4 separate regions of the Mus musculus genome follow, and regions 1, 2 and 4 are each linked to region 3. Evidence: chromatin loops called from intact Hi-C (ENCODE). Cell type or tissue: heart. All regions are shown on one strand. Links, peaks and the distances in the headings refer to the core of each region. The heading gives the core; the rest is flanking DNA. Region 1 has its middle 160 kb from the start of Gm46750. Region 2 overlaps Itga4 (integrin alpha 4). Region 3 holds the start of Gm52519 (a long non-coding RNA gene). Region 4 overlaps Ube2e3 (ubiquitin-conjugating enzyme E2E 3).

Region 1 (8,189 bases), core at 1,104-6,103, 500 kb after region 3:
TTATTATTATTAGATATTTTCTTCATTTACATTTCAAATGCTATCCTGAAAGTTCCCTATACCTTCCCCCCTGCACCACCCCCGCGCCCTGCTCCCCAACCCACCCACTCCCAATTCCTGAACCTGGCATTCCCCTGTACTGAGACATATAATCTGCAAGACCAAGGGCCTCTTCTCCCAATGATGGCTGACTAGGTCATCTTCTGCTACATATGCAGCTAGAGACACGAGCTCTGGGCATACTGGTTAGTTCATATTGTTGTTCGGGTTCTATCGTATGTGAACAGCAGAAACAGATGCTAGCACTTACAGCCATTGTCTCAACAGCTAGTGCTACACATGCCTGTTGCCATTCGTGCCAGCATTTCCCCCTAATCAGTGGAGGGGAATGACAGAATTGGGACCAAGTACAATCAAATGCTAGGCTTACGGGAATTACCTATTGTAAGGAATCATTAGTATTTAGAGCAAACATTAGTGTGGATCAGAGTCAGCCCAAGGGCTTATTAGGTCACAAACTGTTACTCTAGCCACAAAGGTCTGGGATAAGTCCAAGAATCTGTAGTTCTAAAAAGCTTCCAGGTGATGCTGTGCATCTATGAACTATGCAATTAGAACAAACTGTGGTCAGGGCAAGCCTCCAAGAGTCAGAACCACTGAAACTAGTGTTACAGGCAAAAATAATGAGAAAAGTCCCCTCTGACCAGGTGAGGCTCATTGGAAAACACGCATGGCTTTATTAGACAAGCTTGTTTTTGTTCTGTGGTTTGTTTTTGGAATTCTAGTGGCCAGCACAGAGAGTTACAGCCTGGTTAGTTGCCCCAAATTCTGTGTATTTACCTTGTTATTGGCTGTTTTACCATTTTTGGTCAGAAGCAATGAGGCCCTAGGCATCTCAAGGGATTTTCTCCAGCCAATCTGAATTGTTCCAACCATGTGCTCTCAATTTGTTTTTTTACATGAGTCATGTTCTTGAGAATTTTCTGTATGAGGAGCTGAGGTGAAACCAAGACAAAATACCCACCACACACGCTCACACATATCCATAAAGCCTCTGAGGTCCTGTTGTCATTTTATTTCTTGATCGGGACCCTCTGAGATCATGTGATAATCCTCTATTGCAATTGTGGGCTGCAAAAACTTAGAGTTTGGCAGACTTAAATACTTCAGAGGGATGGGGACCTTATTATGAGTGGGATAGAAACAGAAGTGTAACTCAATGGTGTTACCTTGAAAGTAATGATCTATGGACCAGGTTTGCTCAGAATCAGAGAGAGGATACCAATGATGCCAAAAAAGCCTTCTGTACATGCCCTAGGTGTTCACACCTGTTCTTATGACTTTGAAAGAATCATTTCAAACTCATAATGAAGACTTAACTCAGTTACAAATCCACATTTTCATTAGTCAAACAGAGAATGGGTCCAGGGGTATGGAGAGGGCAAGAAACCACAGGAATAGAGGAGGTTTAGTCAACTCAATTAGGAAAAGTTAATCTAGGCATTCTGCTGAATAAAAATAAAAGATAACCCCAGACAATGTAATGTCTTCTCTCACAGAGTTTTTTAGAATAACTTCAAGGTAACATTGTCCTGGCTCTGAGAGCGTCTTGGTAAGTGAGTGTGCATCTGTCTGTGCAGGTCTGGCCTTTATGACCACAAAGGCCCAAAGAAGGTTTTCCATCTTTCTGAGATGGAGGTGAAGTTCCTGGTGTTTACTTCTAGTGCTGGAATTTGAAATCAGTACCTTGTGATTGGACAGCAAGAGCTCTCAACTACCCAACCATCTCTCCAGTCTCCTTCTGTTCTTCTTGATGGACAACTGAGGTTGCCTGTCTCTGTTCTTTTGATTCAAAAGAGTGAGATCTTATATTGAGCTTTGGAAAAGGAACCTGTTGAGTCCTGTTTGGATTTTGTTTGTTCGGAATGACCTCCCTTGTGGGCAATTACTCATTTGTATACTGTGGACTTACACAGACACCCATGCATACGCACATACTTTATTCCACATCATAGGTCAGCTTGTAGGGAGGGGCAGTTTCTCAGAGTTGTCTTGGTTTCTCATTCTGATTTTTAAAAGTCTTCCAGGGATGAATGTGATCAACAATAAAATATGGGTACATGGCCATCTACTGGTGTTTCATTTAAAATTACTGAGAACTGGTTTGGAGATTTCAAAAGAGAAATATGGCTGCCAAAACTCAGTCTTCCTTTATTGAAGAAGGCTTCTGAAAAATCACAGCATTGGGAGAGGCATGGTACAGTGAAGGAGGAAGGGGACACAAGCCAGATAAGGCAAACCAACCCTGATGATCAATGTGGTGACAGATGTCAAAGCCAGGTAGCCCTCACACCTGGCATCTTAATGTTCATCAATTTGATTTTCCTCAAACTTTATAGGTTTGTATAATTTCCTTACTCACCTGAGTCTATCATTCATACAAAAAACGTAGTGAAACTCTTTCACCATTAAATAAAAGCTAAGCCTTTCCTTTTCAGATTCCAGTGCTCAGAGATAAATCTCTTCCTAACCCTCAATAGGTGCAAATCCCAAGTAGCCAGTTAAAATTTGATATATAAATATGCCCCTCATACAATTTAAGAAACACCAATACTAAAATGATCATTCATCAGTGACAACCTCATGTGATTTAGTCCCCTTGTACTATGTCTCCAGACTTAGATCAGTGACTAGTCCCTGATCTCATGTTACAGCCACTTTTAAATACAACTAACCCCAGGTCTTACCTCTATAAAATGAAGTCTTAAGGAAATTTGGACAATGACATATATTTCCAGAGCTCCTATGCAGTTCTTTTGTACAGGCAGATTTGAGATCTGCTTATTTCCATACCTAGTAGTAGATCCGCTAACACCTCATCCATTAACACTTCCCACTGTCATTCTGTCAAATGAGCATCTTTGTTCTATTTCCTATAGTTGCCTACAACTTTCCAAGCGTTCACACCTTCTCATATGCTTAGTTACTTTGGACTCAGAACTCAGCTTGTGGATCGAGATAGAGACCATAATCCTGATTCTTAAAGGAGCAGAAGTGTGCACACAGAGATATACAGATGCGTGTGTGCATGTTTGTGTGCACGTGTGAGAGAGGAATTCCCCCAGTGCACAATCTAGATCAGGAAGGAAATCCATGCACTCTTTGACAGACAGAGCTGCAACACAGCGTCTTTGACTAACACACCACTTGTCTTAGTCAATGTTCTATTGCTGTGAAGAGACACCATTATCATGGCAACTCTTATAAAAAGAAAACATTTAATTATGGCTGGCTTAAATTCAGAGGTTTAGTCTACTATTGCCATTGTGGTTCAGTATTGCAGCATGTAGGAAGACATGGTGCTGGAAAGGTAGCTGAGAGTTCTACATCTAGATTGGCAGGTAGTATGGACAGAGGGGTGGAGGGAGAGGGAGAGGGAGAGGGAGAGGGAGAGGGAGAGAGAGAGAGAGAGAGAGAGAGAGAGAGAGAGAGAGAGAGCCTGAGCCTGGCTTGAGTATTTGAAACTTCAGTGCCCACCCTCAATGGCATACTTCCTTCAACAAGGCCACACTTAATGCAAAGGCCACATATTCTACTCCTTTCAAATAGTATTCCTCCCTTTGAGTCTATGGGGAACATTTTTTATTCAAACCACCATATCAAGACAGTTTGAACAACACTAATGGTATGGGTTTTGATGCCTATATTCATCTGAGAGAACAGATGGGACTATTTGACTATTTAGCAGAGAATTATTAATGACTCAATTCTTTAAGGTTGGGTTTAGAGCTCTATTTGAAACAACAATAATCCATGAACTGTGGCTGCAGTAGTTAATTATCCTATATAATAATGAGATCATTTGTTTGAATTTTATACATATTTCACGGTAATGGTTAGATTTGTCCATATTTCTGTGCGACAGTTATCAGTGCACAAGGAAATAAGAAGATCCTTCACAATAGGACTTTAGATAGGAAGCTAATTTAAATGGATGTGCTAATTATTCTTTTCTAATTATGGCCATTAGCTACTGATGATCTTTTCAAGACATAGTATAAGCTTCACTATTTATCTGCCTAACCAACCACACTTTGTGCTTGTATGAGAAAACCCCAGAACTGAAGATTGACAGCTCATGAATGTGGAGCCCTGCATCATTGCATTAAGAAAAACTTCCCTTAATATTAAATGTCCTTGGCACTTGAAACTTAAGGCAGACCCTGTGAGACTACAAGGAGAACTGAGACTTCCTGTACTACTACACAAGTTCATTGTTAAAAGTCTTTACTAATATTAATGGTGAGTTCCTTCAGTTTATTGTAAGTGCTCCTGCTATTAGTTTTGCTATAAAGAAGCAAATGCATTGGTCCTGGAACTTTTGACTCCATAATTAGCTTGGTTGGACTCTTCTTTGCTGCCCAGCTGTCTTGAGTAAAAGGACCCAGGCTAACAGACTGCCTTCATGCCAGCCCCAGCCATCTTGAACACTCTATAGATGTATTGAGACAACTGTGCAAAAGGTTATAGCTTATTGCCCTGAATCCCGAGAGTACAGGTCCAGCTAGGGATCATTGAAATCATTGATACCAGATGTTTTGCTATCATAAGTTTTGATGAACCCTAGATGATCTTGCAACCATTTCTACTTTGGGTAAGGGAAGCCCTACCCTTGGTAGTCTAGTAGAGGGAATATTGAGACTAATGCTGAGGGGCAAAGCTGTGACAAGTCCAAAAGGCAAGTCTCACTGTAATCCTTGTCAAAAGGAAAGGCTATGATTTGTCTAAAACACAATCCTCTATCACAATGGCACTATGAGACAAGGCTTTGATTGGTTCAAGCATCTCTTTCTGGGCGATGTAAGTTTGGCTCATTCTGTGACTAGACTAGAAAGCACTCTCCTCTGCTGCTTCTCACGATGCTGCAGCATCAGGTCTAATATCTCTTAAATGGGCTTTTCTTGCCTTGTTTCAATGGTGCAGACTGAGTTGGTAATATGAAGACTTACACACCAGAGACAGCAGAACAGTAATGAAGGCTACCGCAGCAGGGGAAGCTAGGCATGTGGTGAGCTAAGTTATAAAGTTATAAAGCTGCCTACTTCTTGAATCTTGAAATAGGTGGACCCTGTAACTATCCCAGTAATGAGGGTGGTACCCTTTTCTTGAGCAACTGCTGCTGTAGTGCAAGTAGGCACTTGGCATCTAGCTCACTTAGCCATTGCATGCCCTGCTCCAAACTACAATCCTGGTGGAGGCAGTCAGCCCAAATAGTCTCAAAGGCAGTTGACATATGGAAGGTATCAGGTAGTAGCCAGCTTCCTGACAGCTGAAGAGTCTACTGAAAAGTTTGAGAGGTCAAGAAAGAAAGGAGAGGGGAAGGATGGAGGACAGAAGGAGAGGAAAAGGCAAGAGAGTGAAGGTGGAGACAGAATGGAAAGAAAGAGGAGAGACATAGAATAAGTTAGAGCGAAGAATGGAGATGTAAGAAGGATAAATATCTTGTCTCCAGGGTCAAGAGTTCCATCCTGACAACTGTGGCAGTGGCCACTGCCAAGGACTAAAGGTACTTAGATAAGATGCTCACATGAGTATTGTACCACATGGCTGTGCCACTTGCTATTGCTTCTGCCTCTCCACTGCCATGCTACCATGAAACACTGAAGGATCACACACTATTAGGGAGTCTCATTTATAAAACTTCTCCTTGCCTAGTCATAATTTCTATCCTGTGGAGGTAGGAGGACTTCAGTGAACTAATTGGTGATACCTCACATTAGAGTAGAGTTTTATGAAGGCAGGACTGGACTATAAATCAACAAGACAAAAGCTCTTCTATGTATGACCAATCTGTCTCAACACTGGACTCAGAGACACCTGCCACCACCCCTATCTCTTATATGTGAGCCCTGGGGATCTAAACTCAGGACCTCATGCTTATGAGGCAAGCATTTGACTGACTGTTCTCTGCCCAGATCCAGACAAAAGCTGTGCCGAACTAGCTAAAATGTGAAGATTTGGAGGTAAAGTGGACACTTGGTTTACAATACTTGAGTTGATTCCTGTAATATTTATGGAGGTGAATTGGTAGAAATATAAAATTTTATAACCCACACACTTCTTCCTTTATGTCACTAGGGTGTATTGCAAATAGATTTAGTAAGCTATGCCTTTGAGTATCCCTTAAAAATTTTAGATAAAACTTTCCCTTTTCTCTACTTTCAGTGGCCTATTCTATTTAATTTTTAATTTTTTAATATGATAGCATTTTATGATACCCATAAACTTGGAAAAATGAGCATATAATATTTCCTAATCAGACATGAGAAGAAGGATGGACTATTTTAAGACATAAAACCTTCATTCCTCTAAATCAGGGCACCTGTGCTCTCAGCATCCCGGCAAGGAGGAGTGTCTTTAGGGGAAGATCCTTCATAAGAGGGAAGCAGAATCTATCAGAAAAGCTGTTTACAATAAAACATTTTGACAGCTCCAGTAATTAAATGGCTTTCCCAGGTGCAAAGCACTACCTCAGATGCCCTCTGGCTATAATGGTCCACAGATTTATCCTTCAGGAGAAAAAAGTTGAGTGTGAAAACAAGCTAATGAAATAAAAGACAAACTGCAATTGAGTTATTAAGACACACATGAATAGAATGAAGCAGGCTTTTGCTTGCCCTAACATAGTATAAATTAGTGTTTCTTCCGTTGTAAGTGATTTGGTAGGGGTGCTTGTGGTTGTGAGTTTAACCCCCAAATTTCTTACTAAGCACTTACCTATGCACTTGCTGGGCATTGGTAGGCGAAAAATAGAAAATATTCAGACCTTCTCATTCACAAGAACCTCATTAGTATGCATGTTTTAAAAAATAACTCAGCAGGGCTAAGGAGATGACACAGTGGGTAAGGCATCTTGCTGTGCAAGTATTGTATTTAAGTTCAATTAGAGCACTCACATAAAAGGCCAAGAATGGTTGTGTGTGCTCATCACCCAGCTCACAGGCCAGCCAAGCTAGTCAAAGTGGTGATCTTCGCAGTGGTGAGCTTCAGGTTCAGTAAGAGACCCTGATTCAGAGCAGTAAGGCAGGGAGCAACTATGGAAGACACTCAACATTCCCCTCTGGCCTTGGTATGCACACACTTGGTATGCACTCATTGAATGCACACACACACACACACACACACAGAGAGAGACTGGCATACATGCAGCGCACATGAATACACGACATACACACAAAACACACATAAAAGAAAGAAGAAAGGAAGGAAGGAAGGAAGGAAGGAAAGAAGGGGAGGCAGAGGGGAGGGGGAGGAGTAAGAAAGGATAGAAGAAAGAAAGGAAGGAGGTAGAGTGGGTAAGAGGGAGGCAAGGAGAGGCAGTCAGTCAAGCAATCTCTCAAACTTACTGCAACTATACACAACTGAACTTAGCTTAGTGACTACAGTACCTATATCACTGAAAAGGGTTACAAACGGAAAGGGGAGTGAAATTCACCTCCATGCAGTGATCATTTGTTGGAATTTTATTCTTTAGTGAAAGGTCACTGTAGACTTTACCTAGTAAAGGGTTTGTTGTGAGTTACAGAATCAGTAGTGATGGTTTAATGAGCAGAAGAGCAAGATGCTAGGGATTCAGTGAGCTGCAGCCTGGGGTGCTCGCTTCTTCTTCATTAACAAGAGATGCTACGGAAGCAATCTCTTTATCCAAATATGTCACATGAGATTTTTTTTTAATTTTCAAATACACTGTGCATTTTCCTTCACCATAATTTTATTGAAAGTCTTTCCCATATATATTCAGTTAGTGTATATGGTAATCCTACTTAATGATTCTGGGTTTTGTGTTCTTGTGTGAAAAGGCAGGTGGATGGTGTGGCCTGTTTTAATTCACAATTAAACACAGGAAATGTTTATAGAACAATCCTAGGAAGCTAGGCACCATGGTAGGGCAGGCTGGAAAGCCTCCTTTAGATCCTCTGAGCCAGACTGTAAGACAATGTCCCTTTCCTCTTTCTAAAATGAAAAGAATGGCTGAGGGACCCATAGAAAATTCACAGGAACCATAAGTCTGTGGGACTGGAGCTGGGACAGTGACCAGAAACCCTGAGTATGGAGAACAGTGTCTCTCTTGCACAGGATAATACCGAAGACAGGTTTATTTAATGATGGTAATGTTGTAGAGAGTGTCG
Region 2 (8,189 bases), core at 1,524-6,523, 1.2 Mb after region 3:
GTGAAAGGTTTGGGGCCAGGTATTAGTAGTCAATTGTGCATAAGGCTTTATGTATTCATCTAGTCATTAGCTAAGGGATGTCTAAGGACCAGACCTAAATGCACAAAATCCTTTGTACAGCAGTTTTCCCAATCATGTGTTCATTATTGTACAAAACTGTGTTGGAAAGATCAAATGACAAGAACAAAGTATTGAGGAACTGAGAGCCATGTGGGGACAGAGTAAGTCTCAGGTAGAGAAAGAGATTGTAAAAATAATACACCATTGAGGGTGTGACCACAGTGAGGTTCCCATGCTCCAATGGATTGGCTCCATAGCCTTGCACTTATTGGCAGCCTACTGGACTTGGTGGATTATTAGAGAAGAGTAGGGGCAGAAGGTGGAGGAAATAATGAAATGAGGAGAAGGAGGTATTGGGGGAAATGGAGCTACATCTGGTGATAGTTCATCACATACATGTACAAAATTCTCAAAGAATAAAGAAAGAAAAAACATGCCAGACAGATCAAACATTTGCCATGGAAAGCTAAGGACATTGAGAGCACAGTACATTGGAAGAACTGAAAACTGTGTAGGATTGTGCTGCAGGGAGCTGTGAATGGGGGATTACAGAGATTATCTCTGGAACTCATTGTGGCTATGAACAGATCCTATGATGTGAATCATAGGGAAGTTATGTCTTCAGATTATATATTTAACACATAGTAATGGTATGATGAGTACTTCGGAATCAATGAGTCAAGATTAAGAATAGTATAACAAATATAGACAAATTCTGCTACTGGAGATAAGTTCCTAACTAGGACAGTAGCAGGTTGTGCAGAAGTTTAGAGGATAGATTCAGAAACAGTACTTTTTGAATAAGTAACAGGGTCAAGAAGAAATGATCAAAGATATAGTTAATGGTGGTGTGTACACCAAAGGGGTAGAACAGCAGGTATTCTGGGAAAGCCTTGTATTTCATTGGTATGAAATCTACTTCTACAGAAAAATAGACATCTATGAGTTAGATGTCTACTTGTAATGACAGAGAGAAGTCCGTTCCAGTAAGTCAGAGTCAAGATTGATTGCCATAGAGGGCACAGTCAAAGCCATATGGATGAATGAGCTTAATCTGCAAGCTGTAGGGAAGAGAATCAGAAGACCAAGGATAGAAACGAGGCTTTCTACAATTAGAAAAGGGCCTAGAATAGGGTTACTCAATTCCATTTCAAACTTAAACCATGAGTGTTTAAGAATACCAGTTCCAGTGGCCCTGTATTGAATTAAGTCTCTAGAAGTCTGTCCAAGAAAGGAAGGAGTTTCCAGAGGTCCAAGGATGATTTCAAGGTTTATATGTGGTTGGGGACCACTGGGGAAGATAGGAAGGGACTCATAAAGAGAGAGCCAAGAAGGCAGAAAGAAAATCATGTGCACCTGGCATCGGGGAAGTCAGAGGATAAGAGGGTTTAGAAAAAGGGCAAGTGACTGGAGGTGTGAAAAGACCCTAGACATCCCAAAGATAAGAACTCAGGTAGTTTCGCTGAGTTAGAGAAAAATCTGCTCATCAATAACCTTGGGAAGACCTTAAATGTAATCTTAAATGTAATCTTAACTGGTGGACACTGTAAAGTCTAGAATGAGAGCAAGCGATAATAATCCTTCCTACTTGCTCTTCCTTAAACCCTTTGGCCTGCTGTGTCTAATAAATAAAGTTAAAATAATAATATATTATATATAAAATAATAATAAAATAAGACTGAAAACCTCAGTGAACTCAGTCTAGATGATAAGAGACGCAGGATAAGTGATTCATTAATGATTTTAGATATACATTGGCAGGGACAAATGTCAGGTACATCTGATAGGCTTTCTGGAATGGGGGGAACTGAGGAGTAAGCTGGTTTTCTTTGGTTTGATGATCACACAGGAAGAACTCAATATGAACCAAATGAATGGAGTTAGTGGGATTTTACAGGCTTTGTTGCCAATCTCAGCTTTCCCCCAATGAGACTGCATTAGCAGTAGGTTGGAAGCGATTGCCTTAAAAAGCACAAAGTTTCATAAATAGCTCCTTTGTGGGGAATCAGAACATTGAGCTGAGTTTATAAGTGACAGGACCGGGCTCAGTAATATCCATGTTTCTTTTGATGTCCTTAGTTTATATCTACCTTTTTCAATTATGAGCATTCTTTTTCAATTTTCAAACACTGTAATTCATAATGAATATGTTCAGAAAGAATACAGCATACCTATATTCAGACACCTTTATTTGGGAGGGTGGCTACTTCCATGAAGTGAATTAGCTATATTCTTTTCAAATTACACCTTGGACTAGAGAGAGGTCTCAGTCCTTGATGGCTAGGCTCCAATCACAGCTGATATATAGAAAACACGTCAGCTTACAACATCTGTGAAACTTTGGTAGCAGGACTTTACTCTTGGCTCAGGCACTATTTTCCTATGAATGTTTTCTACTGGACGTTGTATCTGATAACTTCTGTGTGCCAGTCATCGTTTCTGCAATGCTTTAGTCTACCTAGCCTCTCACCTTCCTGCAGAGAAATGCCTCCTGATATCTTTAATTCCTCACCCTGGTGTGTGCCTTCACTGGCAGGGACAATGTGGCAAGCCCTCACTGAGTTCCCTTAAACCTTCCTATCTTCCTGACCATCTATAGTTTCTTTTTTTCTCTATTTATTTTACCTGTGAACTGTAAAATAGGAGCATAACATTTTCAACATTGGTTACTCTAGTTTTAAATGCAAGCATGTTTCTTCAGATTAATTTTCTATTTAGAATTTTGAATTATCTTGCTTGTGTGAGTAAAGGCACTTGTTGTGTTGACTAACAGGAGGTAGAGACAGGATAACCAGCTGAAGGCTCCTGGGACAGCATTTGCATTTGTAGACACACACACACACACACACACACACACACACACACACACACACGCACGCACACATGCACACATGCACAGATACAGGCACATACAAATAAATACATAAAAAATTTAATTATTCAACTTTCCATAAGTTTTCCAAATGAATCTTTAAATCTAAGAAACTACCTGAAAACTATGAAAGTAGATTTTTTTTCCTTTATTATTTTCTAATGTTGGAGACAAATGTCACTAAATTTTATCACTAAATTATTTTAAAAGTAGATTTAGTACAGAATTGGATTGTTAGGAATGCCAACATTTGAATAGCTGACCTGGAGAGCTGGTTGCTTGTGTTGACCATTTCTTTCCAGCTCCATGCACCCACTAGGAGTTAGTTGTATGTCCTTTAACAAGTGGTCGGTCTCCCTTTGTTAAAGGCACTTCATATTTGATGTTGACTTTTATGATAATGCCTACTTCAAGAATACTTAGAAAAAAATAATTAATACATGTGTTTACAGCTATTAAATCTATGCTGGTACAAAAAAAGATGTAGTAAACAAGAAAGTTATTTTTACCAAATATACCTATTGGAGTACATTTTCTCTTATAGCTCTTACAAGGAGTTGTATGAGTTTTCTAGAGGATTTTGAAGAAACTTGCGACTAAAAGACCTGTAGAGACCCAGATCATAGAATGAGGTCTCCACAAGTCACCTTGTTTTCTACAGTTCTGAAGCTTTAGAATAATTCAGGATCAAGTCACATCTATGAAGTTTCACGCCTACATCATGGTGCTAGTAATTGTGATGTGAAACATTTAGAATAGAATAGTATAGAATTAGAAGAGAACAAAATTAGAATAGGGATGGGATGGCATGGCATGGCATGGCATAGCATAGAATAGAGTAGTGAAGAATTAGAGGACTTCAATATCTGGCTTTATACTTTTTTGTGGATTATAATTTTTTTTCATACATATTGATCATGCTTGCTAGCCAATATCAGATTTTGCTAGCCATCCTAAGATCACATTTAAAGACCTCTTCTTAACTGAAGGAAAACATTTGATAGTGTTTTATCATTTTGACATTTAATTTTATCTTTTCATTCTTGCTTGGCTCTAGATTTGCAGGAGGTTGGACATTTGGTGCTTTTCCTGTCCTGTGCCACCTTCAAAATGCCAGAGCTATGGTTTCCATTTCTCTTCATCATTTGTCAATATAAATTGCTATTGAGTTCCCACATCACTGCTATCTTTTAGAAAGATCACCACCATGTTTAATTAGATGTGTGAGAAAACCGCATGTTTTAATCATAGAATGTATGATATAATGAATGGATTAACAGTACTTATGGTCTAGTAGAACAAACTAAATGTAAGGGCCATTTGGGTTAGAGCTGAAGACTGTTGCTGAATCTCATGGCACTGTGGGCGCCCCCTGGTGTCTAAATTGAAACCAGCAGAATGCACGTTCCGTGAGTGGAAGCATTTGTCATTTATTGAACACCTACTAAGCACTAGGAAGCCTTGTACACACAGGCATAAGTTCCCATAATCTCCAACTTTATGTACTGGTGCATTTTATAAGCTGTTAATTTATCTGTCACTTTAGTTCCAGGTGATTTCTTTTCTTTTTTTTTTTTTTTTGAACTCAGCAAGCAGAATATATATATGTATGTATGTGTGTGTGTGTGTGTGTGTGTGTGTGTGTGTATGTGTGTGGGTGGGTATATATGTGTGTGTATATATAATGTTTAAATATTAAATATGCTTGGATATATGTTAGATAATGGAATTTTTATTATTTTCACTCAGCAGTTATTACTTCCTTTAAAAAGTTACCTTAAATTAGTGACTCTGTAGAACATAGGACAAAGCAGGAGTTGTTCATCTTCTATGATTAATTAAGAAAGTAGAATGGGAGCCAGGCATGGTGGCGCATGCCTTTAATCCCAGCACTCAGAAGGCAGAGGCAGGCAGATTTCTGAGTTCGAGGCCAGCCTGGTCTACAAAGTGAGTTCCAGGACAGCCAGGGCTACACGGAGAAACCCTGTCTCAAAAAAAAAAAAAAAAAGTAGAATGGGCAAGTTTTAAATGTATGTTTATCTTGCAATAGAATAGAACTTCAAATTTAAAAGGCAAAAGTAACATATAAAGGAAGGGCTTTTGTTATTTTTCTGAAACCGGAAAGCATGCCAGGAGTGCTTGAAGGAGCAGATGAACTTTTTTACAGTCCAGAAAGTCAGCCTGAGTGCCCCTACCACATGTCTGCTAGGGAATCCACAGAAGAGTGACGCAGGTGAGCAAACCACACACACCATTTCACCAAAAAGTCCCAGCCTTCCCCAGTGCAAAGCACATCACTCAAGTCCTCAAAGGTCTAGAAAGAGGACTGACCTTTCCGTTGGGTCCTTATTTCTTCAGTGGAAATGCCCCAATACTGAAGAAGGTGCCTAACAGGGAGGGAAGGGCCAGGGCAGGACAGGGGTTAAGAAATGGAGAATCTTCATGAACAATACAAAGTTGACTTTTCATGAGTTGTGTGATGAATTTCAGGCCAGCTTGAGTTACAGTGAGACCCTAACGTTTAAAAAAGCTGATTTTACAATCTGGGCAGATTTGTTATATTTTACACACTCTCAGATGGAAAAACAGACTTAGGATGTAAAATTGAATTCAGTTAATTCACATAGCTGAATATTTGTAGAGTTCTATGGTAGATGTTTTAGAATTGTGGGAAGCAACTTAAATATCAATTTTTAAAAATTGTAATCTTTTGATTTATTGGCTTCATAGATTTGGGCAGGTTCTTGACTTAGTTTAAGACTCAGTGACTCAGTTTTGGAGGCTGGTAAGATGTCAGATGACAAAGTGTTTTCTGTGCAAGCATGAGGCTCTGAGACCAACCCCCAGCATCATGTGAAAGCCAGACATGGTAACAAACCTCTGATCTCAGCACTGGGGAGGTGGCGACAGGGTCCCCGGATATCACTGGCCAGCCAGTCCAGCTAAATAGATGAACTCTGGGTTTTGTGAGGGATTCTACCTCAAAAACCACAGCAGAGAGCAACTGAAACACCTCCTGTGTTGACCTCTAAATACACATAAGCATTAACCAACGTGCACACACCTGTAAACACAATTTTTCACATTCACATGAATCAATTTTCCTATGACTAAAAGGATTAATAATGCATTCTTCTGGCTTTACTGTGACAATAAAACAGTGTTCACGTTGAGGCTTCCCATAAAGTGATGGCTACATATACAAGAGGATTCTGCTATGATCTACATGCATCTTAGTGTTTAACCAAATCCTTAAGATATATTGACAATACCATCATCTAATGTTCACATATGTCCTATATCCTGTTCTTGCCCAAATACATCACACTTGTCTTGTTCTGTATGGGAACAACACAGATCCTAACTGACTTAACCATTTTAAGTCATGCTCCTCCCAGACACACATGGAAAAATCTGCAATTTCAATCTGCTATTTCCTCCATTCTATTTGTTACTACGTCTTAAAGCTCAGGGAAATAGTATTGTGAAAGAAAATCAGGGGGCACAGAAACAGAGTGACTCTTTCTTCCATCCCAGTCTGGTGAAAACATTATGGTCTTTTGTCATATCTAATGAGGAATTTTTATGGTGGCATAATGTATTTCAAAATCCCTCTTCACAACTGTGTATCAAGTACCTTCCTGCTATCTGAGCAGCAGTGTTCTACGCTGCCTGAGTGCTACTGTCAAAACACAACCAGTCTCTCCTCCTTGAGGAGATGTAGAAGATTGTATATCTAGCACTCCATTGTCCAGCTAGAGTGTGCAGTGAACAGCAAAACAAAAGGGGAAGAGGTGTGTTTAAGAAGAGTACCCAGTTAGCTTTGTACTAGCAACTTATTTTTGACCATTAAGAATTTTAAGTTTCACTTACATATGCTGGTAGAAATCATTAGTTTGAGATTTAAAACTAACACGCACACACACATATCCTATTTTCTTCTTCAATTTGAAAAAAATAAGACTGGGCTTAATTCTTGGACTAAGAAGGATGGTTTTTAATATTTTTTTCCTTAATTTGTACTGGGGAAATGCAGTCAACTGTGCCACAAATTAGCCATTCTAGTGCAAAAGAGTGGAAAAACATCAGATGCTAATTTCTGCTGACCTCTTTTGTTTTCAACCATGTAAAATACTTTTTCAATCATGGAACTGAGATTTGATTTGCTAAAAGTTTAGCTTGGTAATGTATAAGCTGACTTGAAAATGGGAATATAAATCACTGCAGCATGACATTGGGTAAAATAAAATATGGATTTCTTTTTTTATGGTCTTGTCAAGGACATTCAGGAAAATTAGCTTTCTTGTGACAGTCTTTGCAAATGTCACCTCTGTCAAAATGAATATCAAATTTCTTCATGAAGAAAATATGTTTAGTATTTAATTGCCTACTCTCATTACCTAGCTGAAACCCAACAGGACAGATCTTTTATTACTATTTTGAAAGCAATCTAAGTTTCCCAGTAATTAGACAGGAAAGGGCCTGCCCATCTACATTGTTGAAACAGTTGTTCTTAAACCCAGCTTCACCCCCAAATACAGTCATCTGGGAGATATTTTTGAATGCTGATGGCCTGGTCTCCCCACAACCCATCAGCCTTGGGTTTGAGTACTCGTGGTGGGGGAGGGGCACGGGAGGTAGTTGGTATTTGTTTAAAATTCTCCTGGGTGATCTCAAGACCATTCAACTCCTTCACACGGAACAGTAGATTTACAAGCACAGAGGCTGAGGGAAGGAACTCTCAACGGTCTAAGAAAAGCATAAGATGGGGCCATCTTGACTCTTCTGCTGAGATTTTTCTGGCATTCCCAAAGAGAAGAGAAAGTGTTCCAGAAATCAAGGAAGTTCCAGAACTGGAGTGGTGACTTGCAGACTATTCCTGGAACTAATTTTGCCTAGTAACACATACTGAAAGCCTCTCTGTATTGTGGTTGAAGTTGAGGATTGTCTCAGTGGGAAGCAATGTCAAGAAGCAAAAAGAAGAAATAATCACAATGTGTAGATGTGTGGGTGTGAGTGTGTATGAAGGGAGGATGTGTGTATACATAAGTGTATGCCTGTTAAAATAATTCCTCACAATTTTATTATTTTATGAATTTTCTTTATGGCTTCATAGTCGTACTTTTGACCCATTTTGAATCAAGACATGTAACACAAATAGAAGACTGATTATTGTTTTCCATTTATGAAGTTCAATTTTTAGCACATATTTCTGGGTTTTGGGTTGGGATGGGATGATGGCTAATAAGATTTGGGT
Region 3 (8,189 bases), core at 1,631-6,630:
AAACAAGTATGTTGGTCTCTTTTCATTCCACTCCGAATGAAGATAAAGACCACAGATGGCTAGTGCTTAGGGCACAAAGGGCAGACTGTCAGCCATTGTTTGTTTGTCTGTTTCTCTCTCTTCCCTCTCTCCCTCTCTCCCTCTCTCCCTCCCTCCCTCCCTCCCTCCTCCTCCTCCTCCTCCTCTTCTTCTTCTTCTCCCCCCCCCCCCCCCAGTTTTCTGTTCTCACTACCTGGATCTGTCTCCAGCCCTGCTGACTCTCCATCCCATGTACCATAGAGTTGATAAAGACTTCAGGCATTTTAGGTTTTCCATGTCAGCTCCCTGCTCCTTTGGGTCCACGACAGAAAATATTAGGAAGACTGGAGGTCACAAGGGCAGTGATGTGTTTCTACCTCATTGTGGCTTTGGTGACAGGAACTACATCTCTTCTGCTGCGTCAGCTCCCACTCTCGCCAACTCGACTGTGCCTTTGGTCCAGCTTCCACCAAGTAATTCTTGTCCTTCAAGGCTAATGACAGTCCTGACTTCCTGCTGCCCTCAGTGTGAGGTTTCTATTCTCCTACTTGGTAGATTTAGGGTAGGGTAAAGAGGAGATGAAAAGAAGAATGGGAGAATGTGGGACTCACAGGGTGATAGGCTGTCATATTTCCATTAGACTGCCAAGGCTTAAGAAAGAAAGTAATGAGTTATTTCCTAGCTGTATGTCTACTAAGTCAATTTCTCTATGAGTAAAGCAGTGGTTGTTTATACAGGGATAACAAAGGGAGAAGTCAACTGCTAAACAGTCTACTCTGTACTCAGAAGTCCAAGAATGTACCAAGTGTTTCAAGCCCTCACTGTCTCTCCATCTGTTACCCCAGAGTCAGTTCAGTGGCTACAGGGATAACTATAGAAAGAAGCCAGCAGAGGAAGTTGATGTAGGGAGAAGATGGCTGCGGTTGGGTCTACCATGTAAGTGAGATCATCCAGGGCCCTCTGAACTGATATATTCTGGACACTTGCTACCTGAAGGGAAACTGCAGGTAGTTGGTGTTGTGCACACCAATGACAACAGCCAACAGAAGATTCTAGGACAAAAAGAAGTCAGGTAAAATGCTTGTTTTGTCCTTTCCCCTCAACTCCACCTCCACTGACTAAGGGAACTAAATTTTTGCTGAGGATGGAGATAGGAGCAGAAGTTGACTCTCCCTTTAGCTGTCACACTTGAGACTAGAAGAGTTGCAGATTATTTTTTTCAGATTAGGGATTATCTGCATGTATACAATGAGGCATCTTAAAGATGAGAATCATTTTCAAAAACAAAATTAGTTTATATTGCACACACACACACACACACACACACACACACACACACACACACACGGCTTGAAGGTAATTTCACATATTTAGTGCGCATCATAACTGCATTTTCACCTGCTGTAATAGATCAAGCATTCAATCTACTACCTTTGGCATCTTGTTGGCTATGTTTAGAAACAAAAAGGCTTTTGGGATGTTTTAAACTCCTGATTTTCTGATTAGAGATTCTAAATGCATACTGTGCAACCAGACTACATGATTTTTGGAGTAGAGGAAGAGGGGCAGGCCAGATCTCTTACATCACCCGTGTCACATGCTTGGACTACGACTATAAGATTGGTACCCATCTGACAAATTATCAGATGCCCATCGCATCTGCCTGCTGTGCATGGAAAAGCACAAATTCAACAATCAAGTAATTAGAAAATTTAAATTATTTCTGATTAACATTCTACTAAGTTCCCATGGCTCAGCCAGAAGGGTAGCTCTTCTATTTGTTGCTACAGGGAAAAAAAATGACAGGAGCAACTTAAGAGAAGGTTTATTTGGGGCTGCAGTGTGAGGGTCTAGTCCATCAGGGCAGGAGGTGTTGGTGGCTGGAGTATAGGTTAGCTGGCCACTGTGTATCCTCAGTACCAGGCAGAGAGGGATGAGTGCTGTCTGTTTAGTTGGCTTTCCTTTTATGTAGTTTTACACCCCAGCCCATGTCACGGTGCTGCCTGTGTTTAGGGTGGGTCTCCCCACTTCAGTGAACTTGATGTAGAAACTCCCCCACAGAAATGCCGTGATGATTCTCCATCCCATCGAGTTGACAGTCAAGGTTAACTACAACAGATGGTTACATTTAAACCATCAGATCATCTGCAACAGAGTTCTCTGGTTAGCATTCATGGGCCAGGGACATAGGATTTTTGTTTTATCTATCCTCAATTATCCCCCTTTTGATTTCTTCTTAGAATTAGGCTTAGCATTTCTGCCTTCACCTTCTGTTTTCCTTTTCTGGAATCTAGAGTAGAGAGTACAGAATTCGATTTATTCAACCATGTATAACTAACTGTACGGTTCATTGATCACTAGTATACTCATGCAGAATATGAGTTAGCTGGCCCTGTATCTTCATCTAATTATGGATTAGTGGTACTTAGGGGTTTGAAGCTGTATTGTACACACCCAGCACCATGCCTTGTGCTGTGACGTGACTGCTCTGCTTTGACTGTTTTTGATACGTGACTTGTGAGAAGCCTTTGTGAACATACGTCTGTCCACGTTCCTCAGCTGATGATTTGGCTTTATTTCGTAGAAAATGTGGGTGGCTGAAAGAACTTCTTTCACACAGTCATAATCTTCTGGCTTTGCTTACTGCTCTCCTGTCTTACACCCAAAGTAGCAAATGATAGGGACCCCTTTGTTGCCACAAAATATGTAAACCACTTCCATTTTTGACTGAGATAGAGCAAAACAAATATCCTCGAATTCCCACTAGATGGCGCTATTAGAATGGAAACGACTTAGTTTTTCTTCGGTCATAGTATATATCTCCATAAAATCTTCATTTTGAAATCCATCTCAGCATGTTATTTTGGCTTGTCAAGCAGGTCTGCTTCCTGCTGAACTAATGGATTGGGATGATGTAGTATTTAGGGAAAAGATTACCCAATGTTTCCCAAGAGAGCCCAGAGGACTCTAGGCAAAACAGCCAAGAGACATTTTATCCACTTCTGATCCTAGCCAATTTCTACCTGACATTTTTGATACCCTTACGCTTCTCCATGGACATGTAGGGGAGACCCCACAGAGACAATATCTTTGAACTGAGTGAGAGGCCCCGTGCATGCCTTTTCTTCCTAGTCCTGTGTGCTGACGAAGGAAGCTGACGCCCTCAGCCGATTGCTGACCATTGCCAGCTAACTCATCAGTGGTGATTTATCCAGCGGCTTTCAAAGTGCAATTTCTGGACTAGCAGCATCATTTGAGATTCCTTAGAACCTCACATTCTTCCCAAGCCCCCTGAATTGGAAATTCTGGGGCTGGACCACTGCAACCTGCAGTTTCACCAGGCTTCGAGGTAGACCTGATGTTCAGAAACCATAAACAAGGTCTTCGGGCTCTTCACAAACCATCCCTATCCTCCTGTTTGACCTGACATCGCTCTTGAAAGCCCTCAAAGAACAGCCTCAAAGGTGAACAGGTGGGTGGGGTATTTGAACGCCAGTGTGCCCTCCTTGTCCTCTTGAAAGGGCTGCCTCTGCCGTTTTATTCTGAGTGTCACCTCGAAGCACAGCCTCCATTGCAGAGGACTCCTTGAGCCCGTGTCTAGTGTGTAAATGAGGAGGAGGCTGTGATTAGTCATTCCCGTTTCTTTTGGAAGGAAGAGTGAAATGCTCAGGAAAGCCGCCAGGTGGCAGCCTGGTTCCTAAGCGGCTCCTGTATTACTGAAAGGCACTTTCTGGCTTGTTCACTGTAGTCAAAGAAAGGCAATCCAACAGCAGTAGTCATTTATTGACTAGGCTGTTTGTCTTTTTCTCTACTGCAGCATGAGTCAGAGCCCACAGAGGGAAAAAGAGAGGGGAACAACCTACTGATTAATGGGTCAGAAGGCTGCTCTGTAAGACTGTGAGCCACTTCTGCCTCCGTTTCACAGAATGTGGGATGTAGGGAAGCTACAAAGGCGAACATTGGTTAAATACCCAATGAAGCTGGCTCAGTCAACCAGTTCAAACAGGTATCTGGAATATGTCTGTCTTCTGTCCTTTGATGAGCAATGTACCCACACACAGGAATCACATGGAGTAATGTTGACATCTTCTGATGCCCAGAGGCTACAGAGGCAGTCCCTGGGCATCGGTGAGATTAAATCTTCCCAGGTGATTCCAGTGGCAGGAAGCTCTGGAGACCATTTTACCCACATGCATTGGAGTTAAATGCACTGACAATGTGGCCTCAATGAGAAACTGGTTGCTGTCTCATATCGTAGTATAAATTTGATAGAATATGTTGTCATGGTCAGTTCTGTTATTAACAATGGGCAGGGTTTGTCATATGATGGAAAGTGCCCACACCCTTCCCCCAACTACTTCTTCCTTCCTCCCTTTTTCTTTTATTTCCCCTTTTTTTCCCCTTGAAGCTAAGAACACAAACCCAAAATTGAAGATATTTCTACTTCCTGGAGGGATATTCTGACTGAAACCACACTATTCTGTTCTAAAGTACAAAGACCATACCTTTGGCTGTATGCTCTCAGGGGTCCTTCAGCTATATGCCCTAGTTTAAAGGCTACTACGACAGCAAAACATTTAGCTTAGTGCTGATGCGAGGGGAGTTGTTCATATTGATCAGGCAGAGTGAAAACGTTTGCCTGGACAACCCTGAAGTCTTTCAGCAGAGTTTGAAATTTTTCTGTAAGGAAAGATTTTTTTTTTTTTTTTTTTTTTTTTGTACTAAACCAGGTTTTGAAACCTAGAATGCGAATTTTAAAAAATATTTGTTCTAGAAAACCATATATGTTCCCACAGAAAAAGGCAGCCTGGAAGGAAACATAGTTGTAACATATAAAACATGAAATATGCTGAACCGTTGTGTGAAAGGACACATGATGCTAGGCTGAATTCTCGACACCCACGGACGGGGTTCAACCCCGCAGGAACTCCAGCTTCTGGTCCTCTCTCAAGGCTCGTCCAAGTATCACTTCTTGAAATGTAAATATTACTGTAAGAAGCAACTTGTTAAACCCTTGCATCATAAAGCATACCAAGTTTCCCTATAAGTGCAGATTAGCCAAGGAAACTGAGAGGCTTGCGCTGGAAAGCCCAAAGAAAGAGGATGGAGGAAAGAAATGTGTAGTAAGGATTGGGAGCCAAAGGGCCTTTCTCCTTCAGTTTGACATTACAGTTGGCTAGGGCCCAACCATGGACAGTTTAACTTGGTTCATTTGTTGAGTTTATGCTCCTATCCTACAAAATTCTTGCCGACTCCCCCCCCCCCCCCTTTAAATGGTACGTCATAGAGAACAGCAAAAGCTACGGAGTGGCTATGGTGTCTCACGTTGTCTCACGCGACTTCCTAGATTCCAGAGGCTTCTTTTCTGTGGGCGTGGCCAAGGCAGCGGGGGTTTATGACAAAGTTGAGCGACCTCATGTCACTCAAACCAGCTGTATTAAGGAAGGTGCAAGCTTTTGGGATTTCTGTTTGGATTTAGTTTAGGTTCAAAAGAGCACGCACAGATCCTGAGTGTTGTCAAGCACCCGTGACTGGGAAACGGAGGCGTCCGATCCGTATTGGAGTCAATTCGCCACTTAATTGGTGAGTCTCTCCACCTATGGCACTGCAGCAGTACGTTTCTGTCTGCAAACATAAACATATTCAATCAATACAAAGCAAAACCTTGCTTCTCAGAGGCTCTCCTATGCTCTCTTGTTGGTTTGTGAAAATAGCTAAGTAGTGGTGTTCAGTTCATCCTATTAAAGAGCCTTCATCAGGGAATACTGAGACAACTCTTGGTGGCAGCAGGCTTAGTCATCCTGCTGTGACAAAGGGATGAATAATGTTTTTTAAATCTCACATCTACCAACACTCTCTTTTCAAAATGGATCCTCCATTACAGAAAAGGAGCTACTGCAGATACATGCGGTTAGCAGTTCTACCTTTTTCATAGCTTCGTTACTAAATCAAAGGGTGCATGACACCGTTCCTCATAGAATGGAATGACTTCGTGACTTCTCAGCGTTTACAGTTCTCGCTTTGGAAGATGTTGGTTTGTGTTCTTGCGACCGTAAGAGTGACTTCTGTCTTCCTGTTAGCTGCTTTCTCTCACGTCTTGGTTATTAGGCCATTAAACCCTCCTCCATTTGAAATGTGGCTTACTCATGCTTTGTGATGTAGCTGCTATTTGTCAAAACGGTTCTCAGAATCCCATTTTCTGGTTACCATTAGAGCACAGCACGAAACCCTGAAGATAAAGGATGATGTTGGTAAATATTTTCATCAGACTTTGTGAGAATTCAGATTTCTAATAAAATTAATTTGAGAAAAATCAATGACCCTATGAGTTTAAGAGGACTTTCATTATTCCAAGGTAACAGTTTCCAAAGCTTAGTATGTCCTTCAAAAGCTTATTGTCTAAAATGTTCTTTCTCCTCCTTCTAGGGCGGATTTCCCCTTCTGGGTCATGACTAACTACATTGCTCATACTAGCCAGAATTATATATCCCTGTACATTCCCCACTTCTTTTCCACTCAGAATAGTTGATAATCTGCGTAGTTACAAGAATATCCACGCACAGCAGTGGCTTATTCAAAAAAGGTATCATACCACTGTTGTTTCTTTTCCTTGGCAAAAAGGGAATATTTTGTTCCTACAATTATAACTTCTAAATATTAAAAAGTGAGTAGTGAATTCTGATAGACATTTCTTCAAAAATCTGTCAAATTAGAATACATCTTACTACTAAAGTCATTTTGTGATTATAAGCAATAAACTTTTCTTCTTGCTTTTTTCTTTTCTTTTTCCTTATTTTTCTGTTCTTTCTTCTTTTCCTTCCTCCCTTCCTCCCTTCCTCCCTCCCTCCCTTCCTTTCTCTCCCCCCAAACCCCCAGACAGAGTTTCAGGACAACCAGGACTACACGAGAAACTCTGTACTTTTACTCTTTTATATACACAGCCTGCTTTCTCATAGAACCAGCCCAGGATCACCAGCCCAGGGATGGCACCACCCATAGTGGGCTTGTCCCTTCCCCAGAAATCACTAAATCAGAAAATGCTCCGTAGACTTGTCTACAGCCAGATACTATGAAGGCATTTCTCAATTGAGGCTCCCTCCTCTCTGATGACTCTAGCTTGTGTCAAGTTGCCACAAAACGAACCTGTACGACATCAGAGAACAACAAGAGTCAACAATCCTTGTCCTATAGTGGCAAACTTGTCTCTAAATTTGTATCTCCATATTCATAGATTAGGATAGCTCTGGAACATCATCAGAGAATTTTCTTTGTCTGGTGGGCAGTAGTTAAAACAGAAACTCATAACTGAATGCAGGGAATCTGTGTCTGCAGAGTGCTCAGCCACAAATGACACATCTAAGTTTTGCCTTTCCCTAAGGCTCAGGGCCATTGCAGAAGGGAAAGGTACAAACAGTATAAGTACCAGAAGTCAGAGAGGACCAGAGCAAATGATGTCTTCTGGACATGCTGTTTTGTCAGGACTGAGATGCTCATGAACTTGTAGCAGCTGTGCACAAGGCCTGCACAAGGCCTGTATCACATGGCAGCATAGCGGATGGAGAGGCTCTGGAACACCCCCATCCCTAGTCAAGGAGCTATGAAGAGTCAGTTTTCTTTAAGGGTTTGTTCCCTAGGTCAGTGGGTAGCCCCACACTAATGAGAGAACGGACAGCACAAATTGGACTTAGTGGGTTATATAAAAAAGGTGACATGAAGTCAAGAATGGATCAGTGGATGGAAATGGATCTGGTATGAGTTAGGGGAAGGGCTGGAGTCACCATGATTAAGAAGGTGTCATGTGCATGGATGGAATTCTCAAAAAGTAAACTAGTATCTAAAATATCTCTATTTTCATTGACTTTCCTTATAATAAAGGGAAGCCAACTTTAAACCTATTAACTATATCTATCTATCTATCTATCTATCTATCTATCTATCTATCTATCTATCTATCTATCTATCATTTCTGTGTATCTAGATGCATACAAATATATAATAATGCTATATATTTACATAGTATATGGGATCATCAGAGATGTTGTATAGAAAATAGAATAGGAGAATAGGATGTGATGGGTGAGGAAGGCTCTGTCCTTTAAGAAAGGACAGTTGTAGAGAAGTGGCTCACACACAAAGATGGATACTTCAGAGGTTTTGGGGCAAGTCAATTG
Region 4 (8,189 bases), core at 1,159-6,158, 860 kb after region 3:
ATGGAAGGAAGGTTATAGAGTTCTGCCCTATGGAAGGAGAGAAGTAGAAAGTACGGAGGTTTGAGGAAAGATACAGGGAATGGCTGGTCAGTTTCACCCATGTCTTTTCCAGTCAGCTCAGTGGCAGGTCTGCTGCTAGGCTATGAAATGCTTTGAGTTAATGGACTCAGTCCTGAAGCTCTCCTTTCCCATGTCTCTTGGTGGGTCTGTCCCAGCCTCTCCATATTCTAAGTGATGCTGTAAAGGAAGTGAAATTAGACTCCTTAGGCTAGATGCTTCTCTTGTATTGAAAGCCCTGATGTAATAGAGTTAAATGAACCCTTTTCGTGCAGCATAAGAGGGGAAAAACAAACTTTAGAATCAAGAATTTGGTTTCACAGTGGGAATCCCGGCTTTACCATGTAACAGGATTTAAGATGGATTCGTCACCCTCTCCATCTTTGTTTCTTCCAGGGGCTGGTAGATTTGTCCAAAGCATCATCTTTTTAATCTAAGATTCTAAAGTCCATTAAAATACATTGACCTCAATTTATCTTCTGTTCAATCATCTGAATTTGGTTATTTGGAAGTTGGTTCTCTTTGGGTACTTACACAAGTATTTATAGTCTGCTGGGAAAGAGAGATAACCACAGTGAGATTAGAGTAGCAAATAGAAATATTTGAGGACTATAAGAATAGCCTTTGTTGAGGCTTATCATTTGAACTTCACTAGTTTTACAATGTCAGTCTTGCAGAATTAATAACATGTAGTTAAGCTGATGCCCTATTATTACACATGGTTGCAGTACTGTTTTGCACTAACTACTTTAAGAGGTCTTCCAGATCATTTCTAAATTGATGGGCAGTTTAAAAGAACAAAAGCATGTACCTGCTTACAGAAAGCCAAGAAATTTTCAGTGTAAAAGCCTAGAGTTAAATAGGTAGGACTGATGTCTCAGCTGTTTAGGGGTACATGACTTTGCAGAGGACTTGAGTTTGATTCCCAGCACCTATATCAAGTGCCCCAGTATCTTCACTCATATGCACATGTTCTCCTACCCACTCCCACCTGTATATGCACATGATTAATGTGAAAATGCATTCTAAACAGAGGAAAATGGTAATTTGTAAGGTATGTTTGAACAATGTTTACATTGAGTTGCATTACCAGCCAGAAATTGTGAGTTTAGATTATATTGAACTGTTAAATTTTTATTGTATAAATAATACTGATGTTTAGCACATTGCATTAAAGTGTTTCAGTGATTCAGTAGAATTCAAGTCTCGATTTCTTAACATTCTCCAACAAGGACCCAGGATTCTTGAAGCTGATTCCAGGGCTGGGAGGAGGAAGCATGTTAGAAGTGTGTTGGAGCTGCTTTGTAGGCTCTCCCTCTGGGCAACAGTCTATGATGATTCAAGCAGCAAAATAGTTAAAAGCAATAATGAATTATAAAGTATTAGAAAGAAATAGTACTTTACAAGTTCATATCAATAACATAATACTTATGTAAGCACACAAAGCAAGAGGGAGCTGAAGAGTGCTGTTAAGTGTGGAGGAATAGCTGGAGTTGAAATGTCATGATTTGCCAGTTGTTATAGGAATGTTCAGAGGATTCCAGTTGAGTGTTAAATCTAGAGGAGAATTTTGAATAAAGAGAAAGGTATTTACATGGTAGTAATCTAACCAAAGAGTACATATTGGATGCAGAACAGATAGTAACTAAGCAGTAGGAAATTTGGAAAGCATCTTCAGTAGGTGAAGCTTAATATCACCAGTGAGGGACAGGACACGAAATCATGTGCTTCAAAATGTCATGACTCCAAAATGACATATAATTTATTTAGTGTTTTGGTTAGGGGTGTACTTGAGTCTCATGAGAGAATCACAGGCAAACTCAAGTGTTGCTGTGTATTTATTTTTTTAAAGGACTATATTCTGTCAAATAAAAGTCAGAAAAAATAAGTTCTGATAGAGCCCATATTAAAGGTGGCTGTGCTGAGTGCACACGCTGAATTGTGTACTCAGATGGGAAGGCAAGATGATTGCAAGTTCTAGGCCAGCCGGAGTTACTCAGTAAATCCTGTCTTGGACTAGATTAACCTATAAGATTTTCTTGCGCCCCCCCCCCCCCCCAGACTGGATCTTTTATCTGGGAGGAAGAATGTATTACAGAGTTAGTTGACAATTTTATCATGCAAATTATAGATTAGTGTGGTTGACATTTAGTAACTATTGATTTGTAAATTATTTTTAGAAGAATACATGTAAGTATTTACTGTGGAAAGGATCAGTGTCAGCAAATTATACTAGTACGTGTTCATGTGTGTGTGGGGGGTACGTGTTCATGTGTTTGTGGGGGGTAGCAAGAGGGGAGGGGAATGGGGGCAAATAGTAAAATGCTAACAGAGGTATCCAATAAACATAGTTTTTATGTTTTCATTATAATTTTTCTGTTCATTTGGAATATTTCAAAATTTATACATGTGTGCAGAAACATGTTGGTCTTAATGCTTTTTTAGATTGCTTATTTAACTTCTAATTTTGCATTCATCTTAGGATGTTAACCTATATTATTTATAGATGTAAATATTGATTTTTAATTTCTTTTAAATAGTGCTGGGCCTAAAGGAGATAACATTTATGAATGGAGGTCAACTATACTTGGTCCACCAGGTTCTGTATATGAAGGTGGTGTTTTTTTTCTGGATATCACATTTTCTTCAGATTATCCATTTAAGCCACCAAAGGTAAGAGCTTATGTGTCCATTGGTTAATATTTATCCTCCTTCAAAACCCAGTTAGTTACTCTAGAATTTATATGTGTATTACTGTAATAATTTGTATTTAATTGTTGTTCATGAATTAATAGGAAACTCAGAACCAAATTTTAAAACCAAAAAGTCACTGACTTCTGCCTTTAAATCATCTTATATTCAATATAGTTTGTTACTAGTAAATAAATCTATGCACTGAAGAAAACATAAATGTGAACATATGTAAAACTCCCTCTGAAATAAAGTCATTGGTAGCTTTCAGAAATAGATTAATAATAAGGATTTGTCTTTATTCCTCGATAAGTGAAAACTAGGAAACTAACAAAGGGAAACCCAGTACTTTGACACTAATTTTGTGCCTTCTTGTGAGTGTGATACAAAACTGACGAGTGGCAGGCTCACTTGTACTTTCTTCTTAATTCATTTAAACAGATTGTTTACCTGGGTAACAAACGGAAAGCTATGGCTATGCAAAGCCTAAACAGGATACTTATTTGAAGAACTTCTGACTTCTCTTTATAAAGTAGTCAAGGAAACCCTAGAGCTTAGTCTGTATATCTGAGTTTTCCTAAGGAGAAATCCAGCTCCCAACTCGTAACATGCTTTCCTTTTTAATTAGATAAACTTTTAATGCAGTATATTCTGATCATGGTGTACTCTCCTCCAATACCTCCCAGATCTACCCTACTTTCCCTCCTTAGGATACAAACAGCCATCTAAAAATAAAAATAAAATTAGCCGGTCGTGGTGCCGCACGCCTTTAATCCCAGCACTTGGGAGGCAGAGGCAGGCGGATTTCTGAGTTCAAGGCCAGCCTGGTCTACAGAATGAGTTCCAGGACAGCCAGGGCTATACAGAGAAACCCTGTTTCGAAAAACCAAAAAAGAAAAATAAATAAATACAATAAAATGAAATTAAATTAAATACAGTAAAAACAAACCAAAATAGGACAAAACAAGAGAGTCAAAGATATTTTCTGATTTTATGGGGTTCCTTGTGTGAAAAATGCTTCCCATTTCAAATCCTGAAAATATTTAAATATATTTGTGATTCATTGTATGTATTTATCTATTTATTTATCTTATCTATCCAATTCCATGTGTCTGTCTGTCTCTGTCTCTCTCTGTCTCTCTCTCTCTGACTCTGTGTGTGTGTGTGTGTGTGTGTGTGTGTGTAAAGTCTATAAAGGCTTACTTCATGACTTTTAGAAAGGACCTTTTTCTGGACAGTATTCTCTAACACAGTGTAACAATGGTTCCACCTAGTGGTGTGTACCTCAAATTACAGACAAGATGGTTTCTGTCTGTTTCTGCCCCCCCCCCCCCGCCCTCATTTCTCCCCTCCCTGAATCCACTCCTCCCCTTCTGTTTCCTCATCAGAAAAGAATAGGGCACCAAGAGAACAAAATACAACAAGACTAAGCGAAAAACCTCATTGAGGCTGGAAAGAACCCAGTTGGAGAAAAAGGGTCTCCAAAACAGGCTGGGCAAAACACTGATCTATGAGTATAGCAGAACATCATTGGAAATCATATCACTGCTTTTTGTTTGTGTTTTGTCAAATGTGTTTGGTTCTGCCGTAGGTCTCTAGGCTATCCAGTCTCTGGTTCCTGACCATCCTGGTGTAGGGCATGGGCTCCCTCAGTGGATCTCAAGTTAAATTGGCTGGTCATCCCACATACTCTTTGCTGCCATTGTTCCAACACATCTGGAAGGCTGAGCAGAGTGTAGGTTAAGGCTTTTGTGGCGGGGTTAGTGTCCAGGTTTGTTTTTCTGTAGTCTGTAGAGAATTGTCATGTGCCAAAGAAACTAGAATGTAGGGCTGAAGGCTCCATGCAGGCACCAGTTTCACCTCTCTGCATTCGTGAATTGAATGTTGCCTCAGCTATTGTTTCCCCCATGCAGAGAGCACCCCTTCAGTCCTTGTGTCAGCCTGGGATGTTTAGGATCTCTATGGGCCCCCTTTGACCAACAGCTAAACCGAATGCTACCCAATTCCCCCACTTACCTAGCTACACAAGATGTCCAGTTCAGACTCGATAGCCTACATTACTAAGAATCCTCACGAGGGCCACCTTCATAGCTTCCAGAAGATTTTCTCTGAACTGTTTCCACCCTCACCCAGTGCTCCTGAGTTCAAGCTGTCTCTCTCTCCCTTCATCCCTCCCTGCCTGACTGGATTCTTTTACTCTTGTCTCTAACTCTCCCTAGACCACCTGCAAAATCTATTCTATTTCACCTTCCCATGGAGGTGAGAATATTTGTCTTCCCTGGAGCTCTCTTTACATAACCTCTTTGGTCTATTGGTTGCATCTTGATGATCATTTACTTAACAGCTAATATCCACTTATAAGTTGAGCTCATACCATATTTGTCTTGCTGGGTCTGGGTTGCCTCGTTCAGGAAGGTATTTTTCTAGTTGCATCCATTTGCCTACAGATTTCATGATGTCATTTTTTTTTCTTTTGATCAGCTAGGTAATACTTCACTGTGTGCTACATTTTCTGACAAGATGGTCCTTTAACAACCCGGGCAAACTTACTTCAAATTAAGATTGTTTAAGTGTTATACAGTGTGACCCATTAGAATCTAAGATCCTAAAAGTTATCTTAGAAGCTCTTAAAGTCTCCATGTTCCCCTTGCTAAGTCAGATAGTCAGAGCCTTCATTCCATAAATTAGATCCTCATGGAGAATGGTACATATATAATGTCAGCTTATTACCAGCTGCTCAATTTTCATTCTTTTGCTGTTTTCTGTATAATAAATGTTTAGTAAACTGTATGCCTATTTTTATAAATAGTGAAACTTCCACATGCATAGTTTTTCATATTGAAAATTGGTTTTAACACTTTAGAAAATAGGGGGAAAGTTAACAGGATATAGTTATGATACTATTTCTGTATGTGAGGAAGAAATAATGTAACCTAAAAGATTCTTACATTTTTCTTAGCACTGTTCATGGAAATAGAAATTGTCTAGCAGAAGGGCTTGGAACTATAGTCCTGTATATGGCTTGTCATTTTTATTAATATATGGCTATTTATAGATTTAGTATACTATGAAGTTCCAATGTGTTAAATTTATAACTTTGTAATGTTTCTCTCATTGTTAAGACAGATTTTTCCATTCTTAAACCCTATTCCTAAATGAAACAAATAAAATTTGTGGTATCTTGGTAATAAGTCTTATTTCTTTCTCTCCCTCTCACTCTGTCTCTCCCCTCCCTCTTTCAAATATATACTTTTTTTGTTTTTGTTTTTTGAAGCAGGGTTTCTCTGTGTAACTTTGGCTGTCCTGGAAAAGACCAGGCTGGCCTCAAACTCACAGAAATCTATGTGTGCCACTAACACCTGGCTTTTCTATAGTATTTATGAAGTTCAGTTAAGGTATTGAACTTCCTAAAGAGTAATAAACATTTTGTTAATTGTAAATAATTTCTATGTCTTTTAAGTAATAAGCTCAGTCTTTTGGACAAGCAAGTATTCCATTTTCTTGAAAAACATTGTCTATTAGAGGCATAGACAAAGTAAAATGCATGTATAGTTTTAGTTTCCATAGCCACATTAAATAAATAAGAGGAACTAATTGTGAATTAATTTTAAAGGTATATTTAACCCTATATATTGAGAATATTACTATTTCAACATGCTATAAGTAACATCCATAAGAATATTATTAATGTGTTTTTTGGTACTAAGTCTTTGAAACATGGTATTCAAAGTTAGATGCCTAGTTAGAATTCAGATCTCTGTATTCACAGAGTATCATGATATCATCTATAGCCCCTATTAAGCCATCATTAGGTAGTATGTTTATTGTTCCTCCACTCTGCCTTTTTTTTTTTTTGTGCCCCCACCCCCTGAAAAAGCACTTTTGGGTATTCTTCCTGTCCCCTGATGCTCCTTTGAAGCTCACAGTACACTGCTAATTATAAAATAGAAAGTTCTTTTTTCTACAAGTCCAAGTGATGAGTTTACTCTCTCAACTGCTTTTTGTATTTGCTTAGAAACATACAAGTATTTATTCCTGAAAAAGAGATGTCAGTTTCTTTGGTGCAGTAACTGAAAACCTTGCTTTTTTTATGTCAGTGTCTATAGGAGAGTGACTAAGAAAGGACAGTAACACAGATGATGGCCGCAGCCTTCCTCCCAGTCCTTCACTTTATTCTGACATAGGAAGACGTTTGGCTGAGCTGGTGATACTCACCACTTTCACTAGAAGCTGACCTAACCTTTCAAGAATCATTTATCTTCGTACTTTGATGTCAAAACTTTTCTCCATTTTCCATGTTCATGTGTGTCCACAAAGATATATGATATATGACTATACATATACACGCTTATATAATGCCATTCATGTAGATTTAATTGATCAGTTGTTCACCTGTTCACTTTGTTCTTAAACCAGGGTAATTCCTGGTATTGTATGTAGTGCATGCTGATAGTCCCAGTACTCAAGAAACAGAGGCAGGAGGATTGCTGTAAGTTTGAAACCAGTGCAATGTGCACAGCAGGTTCATGTCACCAGACTTACACACCTCTTTTTTTTTTTTTTTTTTTTTTTTTTTTTTTTTTTGACACCTTGTGTCAAAAAGAAACAACAAAAACAAATGAGCCAAATAATAGTTCTTTCTATGTTAAGTCAAAATAAAGCCAAAAATCAATACTTTTAACTAAAAAACAACTACGTAACTTTTAAAATAGTTTTGAATAAAACTACTTAACTGTTATTACATCCAATGTAAGAACAGTACTGGTTAATTATTTACGGTCAGCATCGTCTGTAATGTGTTACTGTTGAGATGAATTGGGAATAAGCCGTGTTTGCTTCCTGTTTGCTGTGATTGTGTATAGGTTACTTTCCGTACCAGAATCTATCACTGCAACATCAACAGTCAGGGAGTCATCTGCCTGGATATTCTGAAAGACAACTGGAGTCCTGCTTTGACTATTTCAAAGGTTTTGCTCTCTATTTGTTCCCTTTTGACAGATTGCAACCCTGGTAAGCAAATCTTTATGAATCTACAAGTAAAATGTGTTTTTTTAATGTTGGTCAAGACATAAATGTTACTATTAGGAAGAGCTGCATCAGAAATAGAGTATCTAGTAAGAGACTAGGTGTTAATGAGACAACTCTGAACTCACAGGGAGACGGTCTTTAATAGTATGTCGTAATACAGGGACCTTGAGAGATATATACACACCGTAGTAATGTTAAATTGTAGGTGCAAGACATATATAGAATATCTGGAAAAAAAGTTGTATGCCAAGGATTGAGTTCTGAGTCTCGGGCATCCAGAAGGGAAGCGTTTTATTGTGTCTGTATTGGCTTTGTTTGGTGTACTTTCTATACACAAAGCATGTGTGCATGCTTTGCTTATAAAAGTTTTAACCTCAGATTCAACTTTTACTTCAAAATTCTATTTAAAATAA

The links. Peaks named below come from ENCODE experiments on the same cell type or tissue, not always from the same donor. Only the 100,000 strongest peaks of a DNase experiment are listed, where the experiment ranks them.
Region 1: a loop joins it to region 3, with 4 times the contacts of the local background. A loop is called at or near these places in 7 of 42 quality-filtered maps.
Region 2: it touches region 3 in a loop (6-fold over the local background); 12 of 42 quality-filtered maps call a loop at or near these places.
Region 4: a loop joins it to region 3, with 9 times the contacts of the local background. A loop is called at or near these places in 30 of 42 quality-filtered maps.

Annotation. Positions count from the first base shown.
Region 1 is chr2:78,548,384-78,556,572 of GRCm38, forward strand. No RefSeq gene overlaps it. Among named protein-coding and RNA genes, the nearest start is that of Gm46750, 160 kb to the left of the region's middle. In heart, for the core only: no CTCF peak of the experiment used is centred there; no DNase peak of the experiment used is centred there.
Region 2 is chr2:79,261,529-79,269,717 of GRCm38, forward strand. The region is part of intron 2 of Itga4 (integrin alpha 4); the gene reads left to right. Among named protein-coding and RNA genes, the nearest start is that of Itga4, 10 kb to the left of the region's middle. In heart, for the core only: a CTCF peak has its summit at 4,308 (motif pointing left); no DNase peak of the experiment used is centred there.
Region 3 is chr2:78,045,738-78,053,926 of GRCm38, forward strand. Gm52519 (a long non-coding RNA gene) reads right to left here and starts at 6,247. Exons shown (of 3, transcript XR_003953861.1): 1 at 5,943-6,247; 2 at 5,344-5,643; 3 at 1,974-2,163. 4930440I19Rik (RIKEN cDNA 4930440I19 gene) reads left to right here and starts at 5,440. Exons shown (of 7, transcript NR_108098.1): 1 at 5,440-5,601. In heart, for the core only: CTCF peaks have their summits at 2,784 (motif pointing right) and 3,700 (motif pointing right); a DNase peak (open chromatin) is centred at 3,684; H3K4me3 peaks cover 640 bases; H3K27ac peaks cover 834 bases.
Region 4 is chr2:78,911,077-78,919,265 of GRCm38, forward strand. Ube2e3 (ubiquitin-conjugating enzyme E2E 3) reads left to right here. Exons shown (of 6, transcript NM_009454.2): 4 at 2,598-2,730; 5 at 7,611-7,758. Among named protein-coding and RNA genes, the nearest start is that of Gm51431, 41 kb to the left of the region's middle. In heart, for the core only: a CTCF peak has its summit at 4,008 (motif pointing left); no DNase peak of the experiment used is centred there.